Regions from separate parts of the Mus musculus genome. Here region 1 is linked to region 2. A link is a contact called in ENCODE Hi-C or POLR2A ChIA-PET data. All regions are on one chromosome and are shown on one strand. Each heading gives the region's core, a stretch centred on a gene start or an enhancer-like site at or near the end of the contact. The rest is flanking DNA. Distances are from core to core; before and after follow the strand shown.

Evidence for each region. A loop is a pair of places that touch in the nucleus more often than their neighbours do. ChIA-PET counts read pairs that join two places held with the same protein, here RNA polymerase II (POLR2A).
Region 1: a loop to region 2 is called in a map of left cerebral cortex, with 1.9 times the contacts of the local background. The contact joins the promoter of 1700039I01Rik here to the promoter of Gpr1 in region 2. A Hi-C loop is called at or near these places in 1 of 37 maps with a recorded cell type or tissue (left cerebral cortex). POLR2A ChIA-PET finds 5 or more read pairs at or near these places in 3 of 5 experiments (Patski and embryonic stem cell).

The regions. Positions count from the first base shown.
Region 1 is chr1:63,249,465-63,255,965 of GRCm38, forward strand. It overlaps 1700039I01Rik (a long non-coding RNA gene), which reads right to left and starts at 3,732. Exons shown (of 3, transcript XR_373460.3): 1 at 3,022-3,732; 2 at 682-1,108; 3 at 1-8. It also overlaps a transcript of Zdbf2 not described here.
Region 2 is chr1:63,209,029-63,215,780 of GRCm38, forward strand. Gpr1 (G protein-coupled receptor 1) reads right to left here and starts at 5,253. Exons shown (of 3, transcript NM_146250.2): 1 at 5,136-5,253; 2 at 726-871. It also overlaps a transcript of Zdbf2 not described here.

The DNA.
Region 1 (6,501 bases), core at 2,482-4,981, 39 kb after region 2:
AGGAAAATCTGTGAGAAACAAACAAACATGGGAGAAAAAAGTCCTTAAAAAGAAGTTGTGTGTCAAGTAATTTGTTATTAAATTTCTGCCAAGTCCCTTGCCAGTCAATGTGACAATAAAGAAAGACAAGGTATGTCATCTTACAAGTGTAGGAATTTTCTGGTAGCTTTTTGAACTTTGGATGAGCACTTGTGTTTGCTTTTGGCTTTTGAGAGGTTTACCTGACCGGTAGGGACTGTGCTGAAATGTGCCTGCTCCTGCCCTTCCTGTAAATCACCATGTTTAATGACCTCCCAAAGAGGATTTTAATTTTTCTCAAATCTAGATCTTTGCAGCACAAGATAGTTAATATATCGATATGAGAGAAAGAGCATATGGAGCTGAGAAGATGGCTCAGTGGATACCATGCTGCACGCGGACCTGGGTCAGATGGTGGAGAGGCAGGACATGGGGAAAGCATAATTGCTACCCAGTGTTGAGAAGCAGGCGGGGACAAGAGGAGTCCCAAGCCTTTCTGGCCGCCCAGTCTCTCTCTCTCTCTCTCTCTCTCTCTCTCACACACACACACACACACACACAGAGGGGGGAGGAGAGATAGAGAGGAGAGAGACAGACAGACACACTGGGGGAAAAGCTATTAAATAAAAGCAATCATTTTCATATCTGTTTGTCTTACTGTACCTGGTTAGACCAAGTCTGGAGGACATGATTAGAAGTGTGTTGATTGGGACCAGACCCAGATGATGGTCCTTTGTCTGCTCTGGATTTAGTAATTGCTCCTAGGCAGCAGCTGCTGTGAGAGAGCATCATGAGAGTATCGATGGTTTAAGCATGTGTGTGTCCATAAGGCGACGGTGGGTTTGGTGTTTTACTCTTCTGGATATTGCTGCTGCTGTGTTTTCTTCTTCTTCTTCTTCTTCTTCTTCTTCTTCTTCTTCTTCTTCTTCTTCTTCTTCTTCTTCTTCTTCTTCTTCTTCTTTCTTCTTCTCTTTCTTTTTTTCTACACTTCAACTAGGGAGCGGGGAAATCCTTTAGAAAGGCTTGTATGCTTGAAGTGTTCGTTTTAGAGAAGCTAGTTCTGATGTTTCAGATCCAGACCGGAGGTGCTCTGAAATGGAAAATAAATAAATAAATAAAGACAGGCAGATTCAGCAGTTCCTTGCAGAAAATGCAGTTTGCTGGGGACTTAGAAACAAAAGCAAGCACTTTTCTTTGTAAACTTTAGACATTTTTAAACAACCTTTAATTACAGTGGGCATATATATATCTTTCAAGTTTAGCTTTTATGAACCTTTTTACAACATACTTTAGCCTTTAGTTTTATCTTTATATGTCTAACTTATAATCTTAAGTGGGGGGAAGGCTTTTATTTAGAAGTGTTTGGTGTGGTTAGCAGTAAGACAGCTTAGCTCACAGCAGGAGGAAGGAGTTAACCCACACAAAGGTTCACTGAGACTAACCTGAATGTACAGTCCTTTTCAAAAAGTAATATCATGTCCAGCGTCAGTTAAAGTTAAACACTTTGAAAGTTAGGTGTCATAGTACAGTCCTGTAATACAAAAAACTAGGAAGTCTGAAACAGGAGGATTGGTAATCTGAGACCAATGTAGACCACACAAGACTTTACCTGTCTTAAAAAGCAAAACAGGGCAACAACAAAAACCACAAGACAAAAGCGTAAAAAGGCCAGCAAGATGGTTTCACCATCTGTTTGCCTCCAGAAGCCATTTGTGGAAAGAAGGTTACCATTTCCACAAGCTTGCTACAGTGTGCAGAAGTGCACTTGTGAGATCTGCAGGCACACGTGTGCACACGCACGCGCACTCAACACCACACACACACACACACACACACACACACACACACACACACACACAGAGAGAGGAACTCAGAGAATAAACATGAGTGACTATCTGAAAATGCATAAATACACAAAAATACATACATACATGAAGATAAAAAAATAAGTAAGTGTTAAACACAACGAAGCAGAAACCCCTGAACTTCTAAACAGTCCAGGCATCGTGTTGCACCATGATGAGCTGTCTTCACAACTCTGACCTATAGAACTAGGGATGTGTGCCAGGGCTTGCATAAAACAAGAGACGAAGACCAAGATGCCTGAAGTCACATTAAGCTCGATCCCTACAGCGAGGTCCCTGGTGCAGTGTATGCATTGCAGCTCACAAACTAATTGTACCAGAGTATTCTTGCCAGCAACATAGTGGGTGTTAAGCTGGCGCTGCCAGATGTGGTGCTTCCAAGAGTTCTGAGGGGAGAGAACTGGGACACACAATTACTGCTGTAAGCCTCTGTGCAGAGTTACATCGTCAAGAGATCTCAGAGGTGATTTTGCCTTCGTTTCATTCACCAGATTGTTGTATCCATTCAGAAAATTGGAGAAACCGATTTACTTATTGAATTAGTAGTTTAGTATGGTAGATAGAGATAAAGGATGAAATTTGGGAATAGACAACTGCAGGTGAGACACAGGATGAGCCATGTGGAAGGGGACCACAGCTCCTATGCCCCGTCCCCAGATGAGGTTAGGATTTGGTGTGATTAGAGATCTAGGGTTAGCAGTCAATCTTTTACCCTAGTAACTGTGTTTTTTTTTTTGGGGGGGGGTGGTGTTCTTGGGCTAGGTACACTGCTGTGTTGATTGCCAGTCTCAATGAAGCCTGGACTCTTGGTGAGAGTATATGTGATAGACCTCTCCCCTCAAACACTTTGGGCTCCCATAGACCTCCAGCTTTTAGTTGGAACTCTTTGGGGAATGATATGTGTTTGGGGGACTCTAAACATCCCAGTCAACTTGTCTTGGAACTCTCCAAATGTCCTATCCCTTAGGGTTCTCATCTTGGACTCTTTTGGGGTACCGTGCACTACAGTTTTGTTGTACCAGTGACAGTTTTTATATCTTTGTCACGACTCTTACTCAGCTCAAGAAGAACTCAGCTCCCCGGTTTCCCAAGTTTGATGTACGCCGCAATTCCGACAAAAAAGAGAGAGGATACTCACATAGCGGCCATCAGCAGGAAGCGTGCTCCCACTAGCGGTGTCTTCTTGGTTAGAGCTGATGTCCACGGCACAGCACCAGAGCAGCAGGCAGATCGATCATCACTTAGTGGGGTCCAAACCACTCCATTACCGAGCCAATCTAATCATGTCCCCCAGACTCAGCTGAGCTATGGTAAAATATGAAAGTGACTGAGAAGGAGAAAGATCGTCTTCAAGATTTGATTGTAAGAATGCAGGTGGCTCAAGTCCCACAAGATCACACAGAGCGACCCAGGGTTTGAGAAGAGCAGGTGCTTGCAGGAACACTCTAGAATCTTCATTGTACGTCCTGTGGATTAAAAGGGCAAAACGAGGTAATAAGCAGGGCTGCCGTCTGGCCTTATTTTCTGCCAAGATTTTAAAGCACGGTAGTGCACACCAGTAATGTCGAAGTTAACAGGCTTGCTTCTTTCAAGGATAGTTCATAGCGTGGGGCACAGTCACACTGTGTGGTAGATGCTGAGAACTATCTTTTCTTGTAAATCTGAACCTCCGTGACCTGGAGCTCCCTTCCCATCCCCCAGTCCTTGGAAACCTTTCTCATCTATGAGTGGCCCTCCGCTCCTTTAGTGCTTCCCCGGGCGGGCGTCTTGTCCTGCCAGCAGCTGTGTCTGTCCTTTTGTGAGGTTCTTTGTTTGCAGGACCTGCCACACAGATGTCTGTAGTGGCTGCCTTGCTTACTGTCGGTGTGTTTCGGTCTCATCTCTCCACTATCCTGCACGACTTGCTGCTCCTATTTTTTGCGCAGTCTAATTTCCTTTGGTTGTGTTAAGGATTTGTACACATTTTAATTTGTACACACAACACACCCTGTGTGTAGGGCTTGGAGCGTAGTTTTTTGTTTTGTTTTTATTTTGCTGCAGCTTGGTCTTCAGTTCACGGTTTTCTTGAAAACCTTCCATCCTCTTGTCTTGGATGCTCTGGCTACAGCCGTTTGAAACCTTGCTGGAGCCTCAGTCTGCCCACAGTTCTTTACATACTTCAGTGAAGGCTTATTTAAATCCCCCCCCCTCTCTCTCTGTGTGTGTGGGGGGGCACTTTTTTCCACCTTTCCGTGAGTTCTGGGGAGCAAACTTAGGTTGTTAGGCTTCTACCAAGTGCTCTTACCTACACTACCATCTTTCCAGCCCTTCACAGAAAATTAAACAGCTATATAGTCGTTATTCCTTTTTAAATTTTTATTTTATTTTACAAATTATTGTGTGAATGCTTTTCCTGTATGTGTGTGTGTGTGTGTGTATAATGTGCACCATGTCCATGCCTGAGGCTCACAGATATTAGAAAATGGTGTCAGATCCCTGGAATTAGAGTTTGGAAGTCTAGCTGGCCGAAGTGGGCACATACTTTTAATCCCAGCACTCCAGAGGCAGAAGCAGGCAGACCTTAGAGTCTGAGGCTAGCGTGGTCTACAGAGCAAGTTCCAGGGCAACCTGGGCTACATTGAGAAACTCTGTGTTGTCTTAGAAAAATAAAAACAAAAACAAACAAACAAAAACACAAAATACCCCAAAACAAAACAAAAAGGATGGTTGTGAACAATCATTTGGGTGCTGGGAACTATGGGTCCTCTCCAAAAGCAGTTAGTGCTTTTAACACCATCTGTCCAGTCAGTCGTAATATTTTTTATTTTTTTATTTTTTATTTTTTTTTTAAAGATTTTTATTTATTATTATATGTAAGTACACTGTAGCTGTCTTCAGACACACCAGAAGACGGAGTCAGATCTTGTTACGGATGGTTGTGAGCCACCATGTGGTTGCTGGGATTTGAACTCTGGACCTTCGGAAGAGCAGTCGGGTGCTCTTACCCACTGAGCCATCTCACCAGCCCCGTAATATTTTTTAAAAAGAATTGTTTGTTATGTATATAAGTAGGCTGTCACTGTCTTTAGACACACTAGAAGAGGGCATCAGATCCCTTTACAGATGGTTGTGAACCACCATGTGGTTGCTGGGATTTGAACTCAGGACCTCTGGAAGAGCAGTCAGTGCTCTTAACTGCTGCACCATCTTTCTAGTTCCCCATATTGTTTTATGAACAGATTCCAGTGTCTTTCTAGGCTAAAAGTTGGAGGCACAATTAAGATCTTCAAATATCAGTAAGCCTTGAGTTCACAACTCAGTGTTACCATCACATAAGCCACATGCTCAGGTTTTCAGTACATAGATGCTAACACAAACTTGTTAGGAAAGCTGGACACTCAGGACCAAAGCTGTGAGGGAGCCCCAGGAGCACGAGCTGTTTTCCTCAGGAAATAGTTCATCAAATCACACAGGAAGGATACAATGTAAAACGTTCAGCACACTTCACTTGCAGAATTATGATTTGTACGCTTTTGTTCTATAAATATGTATTCTTGCACATTTGGTTTTGCCTGACCAACATTTTGTTTTGTTTTGTTTTGTTTTAGACTTTTATCCACCAGAAACCTCAATCTTCCTTATTTTTCTTTAGTCAGGCAGGAACAAAGGATGGATACAGACCTGGTGTCCCAACCAGAGGCTTTTTTTCTTGAAAGCCCCCAACTACAAGATAATCTCTCCTCCTCCCCTTTGTAGGTGTAGCACTGGGGATCAATAATAGTGGGCTTTGTGAATAATAAGCTAGGCTTACCACCCCATCTTAGCACGCCTGTCTGTCGTTGTTGTGTTTGTTTTTTCCAGACAAGGTTTCTCTGTATAGCCCTGGCTATCCAGGAGCCACTATTTTTTTCCCTCAAAAGTCTTTGGAATGGCTTATTTCTAGGCAGCTACAGTATATTTCCCCTCACACTGGACATTTGCCAAGCTCCTGATAGTATCAACTATTCCCTGCTGTGAGCCACAGCCTCCATTTCCAATTCTGACTGTCCCTGTTCCTAACCAGCTGCTTCCTGCTCTAAGGTCTCCTCATTAGGGTCAGAGGGACAAAGAGAAAGAAGGCGCCAAATAGACACCACAATCTTCATACCTATTGTCCCACGGTGATGCCATTCATTGCTGGCTGTGAGCTTATTCCCCACAGAGAATATAGGCTAGGGATGGTCCTGCAGTAACTCCTCACTCAATGGGTTCAGGGACTTGCTCCCTGTTCCCTCGCTATGGGAATTAATTTCCTGTATACCTCAGCCCTTGACCCGACAATTAGATCCCACCTGGTCAGCTCTCTGTTGGGAAGGGGGAGGGGGAGCCCTTGCCATCAGTCCTTCCTCTCTATGGTCGGTCTGTCCGTTCCTGTCAGAACAGAGATGTCATTTTCCTCCCAATGGGAAGATTCATGATGACACTGGCAACAGAATACTTGAGGGTGGACAGAGATGTGGCTGGGACACTATGCTATGCAGCATGAAAGAGCTACAGCCCCTCAGTGACAGAGCCCTGAGTGTCCCAGTGCAGTTTCTGGGCTTTCCTTCGTTTATGTGAGTGTAGAAGAGCTAACATCCAGGGCAAGTGCAGACCGCCA
Region 2 (6,752 bases), core at 4,003-6,502:
AAAATCCTTAGTTGGGCCATGGTGGCACACACCTTTAATCTCAGCACCTGGGTTGCAGAGGCAGGCAGATCTCTGAGGTTGATGCCAGCCTGGTCTACGGAGTGAGTTCTAGGACAGCCAAGGCTACATGGAGAAACCCTGAAAAACCAATAAAGGAAGGAAGGAAGGAAGGACGGAAGGGAGGAAAGAAGGAATAAAATAATTCCATGTGAAGCGCTGCAGCACCTGTTCTGAGTGCCTGTTCTCACTGTATAGAACTCCACTGAATCATAGAGACTTTTTTGAGTCCAGCTAAATTTGGTGTGAGATGTTTTTATTTATTTAAAAGTGTTTGTTTTTTAAATAATTACACTGTCTTCAGAATGGATGAGCATTAGGAGTGTGGGAAAACAATCAAATTAATGAAGGAAAAATTTCCTGCCCTTTAATCTTAAAACAAAAACAAAACCACAAAACCAACAAATTGTTTTCAGTTCTGAGTTCCACTTCTACTTTCTCTGCAGTGAACTTTTCACAACAGTATATGGAGTTCTGGGTTTACTAATACTTAAAAATTCATATTTGAGTTGCTAGCTAAATGGATGCTGAGAAAATTGTCCCCAAACACTTAACGAGACCAGAGATATGAAGTCTGAGGAGTCTCTCTTACTTGCCAGCTGGTCTGAAAGCTGCCTTGTAAATAAATCTTCTGTAGGTTGAGGGAAGCAAACACCCAAAGTGCTTACCTGTTAATGTTCTGTGCGGAGCCAAGCTGTCGTGGTGTTTGAATATAACTTCCAACTCCAGACTGAAATGGAAGGGCTTTTCCAGTCACTTAAGCTGCGCACCCTTTCTAGCCTCAAACAGCTTTTCTTTGACTTTTGAAATGACACTGTGTTAAAAAAAAAAAAAAGGGAAAAAAATGGACTTTGAGTGTAGTTTTTTTCTTTTCTTTTTAAGAATTACTACTTTTTATTTGATGTGTATGGCCATTTGTCTGCATGCCTATCTCTGCAGAGCATGCACGCAGTGCCAAGGAGGCTAGAAGAAGGGGTTGGATCTCCCAGAACCATGTCACAGATGGTCGTGAGCCCTCACGTGGATGCTGGGCATCAAACTCTGGTCCTCTGAAAGAACATCCAGTACTCTTAACTGCCAGCCGTCATTCCAGCCCCAAGTGTGGTTTTTTTTTTTTTTTTTTTTTTTTTGGTTTTGTTTTCTTTCTTTTTTCTTTTCTACAAGACAGATCCTTGTGTATCCCAGAAAGGGAGTGAGCAGTGAGTGGAGGGTGTGGCTTGGTTACTTCCCAGAGCGATCTGTAGCATTGCCTGCTGTGTTGCTGTTGTTTAGTTGGGAATCACTGTGGCTTGCTGCCCTATTGCTGGCAGGAAACACAGTGCCTGGAAGCTACCTCTCTTTTGTCTGGAGAGGTTTTTGCTTATGAAAAGTCAGATTATAGTGGCAGCAATGGAATAGAAGCCAGAAGATGTCAAAGGGGAGTTGTTGAACGCACCAGAAACTATAGGGTTGATTAGGAGAGATTTTTCAAAGTGATATTTTACCTGGGGTATATATAGAGGTCAGGGGACACGTTGCAGGAGGCTGTTCTCTTCTTCCACCTTGTGGACTCCAGGATTGAACTCAGGTTATTAAGCTTGGTGGTAAGTGCCCTTACCCTCCAAACTATCTCACCAGACTGAGTTTTTTTTTTTTTTGTTTGTTTGTTTTTTTTTTTTTTTAGCTCTTATCACCCACTGTCTGTGGCCCTGGTCATATGTACTTTTGCTAGAGGCAGGCCTCAGTACAGAAGGTTAAGAATAAGTAGTATGGAGACTTGACAATAAGCAAGCTTGGACGCTGTTGGCCTCCTGCTGAAGACAGACCTTGAGTTTCATATGCTCCACGAACCTGACCACATGATATTTGAAACTGGGCATCATTGGGCCTTTAAAAGGTCAGCTTTTGCTGGCCAGTGGTAGGGCACATCTTTAATCCCAGCACTCGGGAGGCAGAGGCAGGCGGATTTCTGAGTTCGAGGCCAGCCTGGTCTATAGAGTGAGTTCCAGGACATCCAGGGCTGCGTACAGAGAAACCCTGCCGCGAATAAAAATTAAAAAAAAAAAAAAAAAAAAAAAAGGTCAGCTTTAAAAATGGTCACAGCAGGACCTGAGAGTCAGGCAGAGACGAGTAGATATATATGAGTTCAAGGCCAGCCTGTTCGACATACCAAGTTCTGGCCAGCCATGGCTACATATCGAGACCCTATGACTTTGTATTTGTTGTTTAGAACCAAACCTAGAAAAATCACAAGATGTCATTTTTATGATGGGAGTTAGGTGGAAGGTAGAGTCATTTTTCAGACCCTTTCCCTTTGTCCTAGATTCTAGAGTCTTCTAGGGCCTAGAAGGACGTGCACTCTCTGCTTGCCCCAGGGAGTCTCCTGATTTTGCAGCGATAAGCATGCACAGAGATCTTGGCATATTTTTCTTCTGATTTGATGGATTCATGTGGTTGCTAGGGCGGTAGGGGGGAATTGTTAGTGCTGTGGGCTACTCAGTGTTGCTTCCTGGGAATACCTGTGTTCTGTCATCACACAGATGCTCAGTTTTATCCATAAAAGGAGCTTTGTAGGAGAATTTCAAGAAGTTTCGGTTGCTTAACACAGTTTTTGTTTTGTGACAGAACAGGAAGCAGTCAGTAGTAAAGACTAGAGAAAGCAATAAGAGAAAAGACACGGATTAAGGATTATACTATATGCCAAGCATAATTTACACACAATACACAGTGAAACCCAGAATGTATACTAGTTACCACCTAAAGCAGGAGTGTAGAGATATGCTAGTTTAGCTTTTAAATTAGCCCAAGATACAGTGAATTAAATTGGTATGGTAAATAGCAAAATGAAGCAAAACAACAACAACAACAAAATCTATCTTTAGTAAGCTCTGTAGTTAGTTATGTTTGAAAAGCACCTTTCATGTTTTCTCTCAGTCTACTACCTGGGCTGGCCTCAAATGATTGTCTTGTCTTGGCCTCTCGAGTAGGTATGTGCCACTGTATCCTGCTTTGAATATCCCCTCTGACTTGTTTAAATGTACTAGAGACCTTTCACCCTTGAATATTAATCCTGCAGTGGCCATGCTGTAGGCTGTCTGGGACACTGCTTAGATTGGTAAGTCTATGTACTGGAGATCTGTTAGGAGAGCCTCTTTGGGTCCGTTGAGATGGCTTAGCAAGTAGTTAAGGGCATTTGTCTCCAAGCTCATGATTTGAGTTTTATTCTCTGAACCGAGGTGGTGGAAGGAGAGAACTGAATCCAGAGTTGTCCTCTGCCATCTACGTGTACAGTGTCACACACACACACACACACACACACATAGAGAGAGAGAGAGAGAGAGAGAGAGAGAGAAGTTGTCCTCTGCCATCTATGTGTACAGTGTCACACACACACCCACACACACACACACACACACACACACACACAGAGAGAGAGAGAGAGAGAGAGAGAGAGAGAGAGAGAAATAGATAAATGTTTATAAAGAGAGAGAGAGCTTCTACTGATAGTGCTAGGGTTTTGGGGTTTATTCCTAAACACCCTGATTTCTAGAATCATTCTTTTAAACGACTTACCTGTCAGGGTGTGTCTCTCCTTGCTGGAAAGATGCTTATGAAACTGATTGAGTAGGAGGAAGGAAGGGGCAGCAATAGCTTCTACCAGACAGAAGGATTTCAGGGCAGTTTCACTACTTTCAAGATCTGCTAGAGCAGTTAAAGGAATGTCTCATGGGAATATGTGTATGCTTACCTTCCTTTAGGGACAACTGGGCTCAGGGACACTATAACACCCCTATCTTCTTATTTTGGGTATGAGGACCCCCCCATAAACATAACTTTTTTTCCATTGATGCTTAAAGTTTACTTTTAGATAATTAGAATATATTATACTTTTTAAAATGTGTATTTGGGGGCTGGAGAGATGGCTCAGCTCACTGGTTGCTTTTCCTAAGGTCCTGAGTTCAGTTCCCAGCAACCACACAGTGGCTCACAACCATCCTTAATGTGATCTGATGCCCTCTTTTGGCATGCAGGTGTACATGCAGAGAGAGCACTCATATATATAAAAATAAATAAATAAATCTTTTTAAAAAGTGCATTTGTAGTAATTGAATGCAGTGATTTTAAGTGGGCATTTTCTTCTTCCTACCCCATGTCCTACTAGGAAAATATTGGGGTTAGCAACTTAGTTTCCATCTTTTTTATATGATCAAGGATGTCATGACTCTTTCCTTTCCTTGCCTGATGTTAAAATGGCAGCTTACTTGTTCTAAATTCCCAAGTACTGATGATAGCTTCAGAAATAGATGTTTGGGAGAATATAAGTGGCGGTCATGTTAATTTTTGTTTGTGATCAAACCGAACTATACTGTAGTTGTTTGAAAGAAAAAAGAAAAACAGTCTAAGGGGCATTTTCTCACAAAGGAGTTGATTGTGAGTAAGGGACTCACCTTTTCGTTCTTTCCGGTTATTCAGGGTGCTAACGACCGCATATGTAAGGACCCTTTCATGGATCCACTGCTTCGTGGCAAACAGGGCTGGATGAGGGTTCGGGTCTTTATTTGATTGCACGGTGAGGCTGGAAGCGTGCAAATCTTCCCATGATGGAAATGGAGTCACAGACACAGATCTAGTGGCCCTAGGGGTTTGCGTGGGGAAGCCATGCAGCCCTGCCTTATAGCGTCATTTTTATTCCAGTTAAACCAAGAATTCTTAAAGGCCACCTAGGACAAAGCCTTGTCTAAATTCTTGCTTTTAATTTTCATTATTCCCTAGAGGAACCGAGCCTGGAGGATGGCGGGGTGGGGTGGGGTGGGGGTAGGGGGGAGGGTGGTGGCTAGAAGACAACCTCTCCATCTTTTTCTCCGAGACACACCAGGCTCTGATTCCCTTCGGAAATGTAGGGAGCAGCTTCTATTTTCTCTCTAATTTGAATAAGCCTTCACAATAAGCCAAATGCCAATTCAAATGAGATCTAGATAAAAGGATTTACATTGATTTTCTTACCTACGGTCTGTCTGACTCACTTGCCTGGGAGTGGTAGGGAGGATTGGGTGAAGCTTTGGCGTGGGGGTGGGGGGAACGAGCAAACAAACACTTACCCCCGAAAGGTGCCTGCGCTGAATCAGCGGGGAAGCTGGGAGACTGGAAGAAGGGCGGCCACGTCTTCTGGGCTCTGTGCTAGGATCCTTCAGGTTTAATGATTTCTCTGGGAGAACTGGTTACAGCTGCCCTGAGTAGAGGAAGAAGTATTTCCTCTCTTAGTAAGCAAGGGAGGCTAATCTTCTAACTCAACTGCCCTGGGAAAGAAAATGTGTTTTGCCTGTAGCTAAAAAAATCTGTTATACTCCAGTTAGGTGACAGTATCCCTGGCCTTGTTTCAGAAAGTCAGGCCCTTCCCAACTACCTACTCAAATGATGCTACTTTTCTCATTAAACGCTCATAATTATAAATATGATGTCAGCGTATCTGGAGTTTTCCAAAACATAACGTTTTAGGAAAGAAGGACTCGAATGAAGCACATTTGCTCAGCCTCTGGTGGGGCTAGTTTAGCAGGTTGAGCATTTCTCATTGGGAAAATTGGCAGCCTGGGGACATGTCACAGCCGCTGCATTCTAGTTACACTGTAGTTTTTACAATTTGAATTTACTCCCAACATTAAAAAAATCAAGACAGCTTTAATGGCCACTTAGATTATTGATTCCTCATGAAACGAATTAGCTTGTCTGGGTACACCAGGCTAGAGTCCCTGTGAGGATGCAGTAGGTGGTGGCTAATTGTGACAGCTCTCATTTTTCGACAAGACATTGCCCTCAGGCACGTCTCTGTCCTACCCTGCTCACTCTTGGATAGCAGTTTGCTGTCTCCACCCTGCATCCTTCCCCGACGCTCTTCCTGCTGAATTCTTCAGAGTACGAAAACAACAGAGTTTAACACAAACAAGCCTGTAATTTCAGTTCTTGAGGGAAGATGACCCGGAATTGGAGACCCACCTTGGTTTATAAAAACAGGAAAGGCATATCCCCAATGTTCCCCTCGTAAAACCTGAACACACTGTAAAGGGTGATGAAGTTCACAAAACAAGCCCCAGGAGCTTAGCTATGGAGCAGTCACGTGTCAGAGAAGTATCAGAAGCCGTCCACCCTCAGCACACTCTACTGAAAGCAGGACCCAGAAAGCCTTCTGCTCTTGTCACACATCAGCACTTTTATTGTTTAAATTCTACACTATTGATGTGGTCACTCTGAGCTTTAATTCTACATGTATGTATGTATGTATGTATGTATGTATGTATGTATGCATCTATCTGCCTATCTATTTTTTTAAAGATTTATTTATTTATTATATGTAAGTACACTGTAGCTGTCTACACTCCAGAAGAGGGAGGGAATCAGAACTTGTTATAGATGGTTGTGAGCCACCATGTGGTTGCTGGGATTTGAACTCAGGACCTTTGGAAGAGCAGTCAGTGCTCTTAACCGCTGAGCCATCTCTCCAGTCCCTATCTGCCTATCTATTATCCATCCATCTATATCAGTCAGGTTTTTTTGAAACCTCTTGTGTAGCCCAGGCTAGCTTTGAGTTTGCAGTGATCCTGCTTTATCCCCCTAGGTACGGAGCTAGCTAGTGTGTGGTGATATTCCACAGCTGCCATTGATTTTTTTTTCTTCTGCATATGTGTGTGTTGTACATGGCCTGGATGTGTGCATGAGAGTAC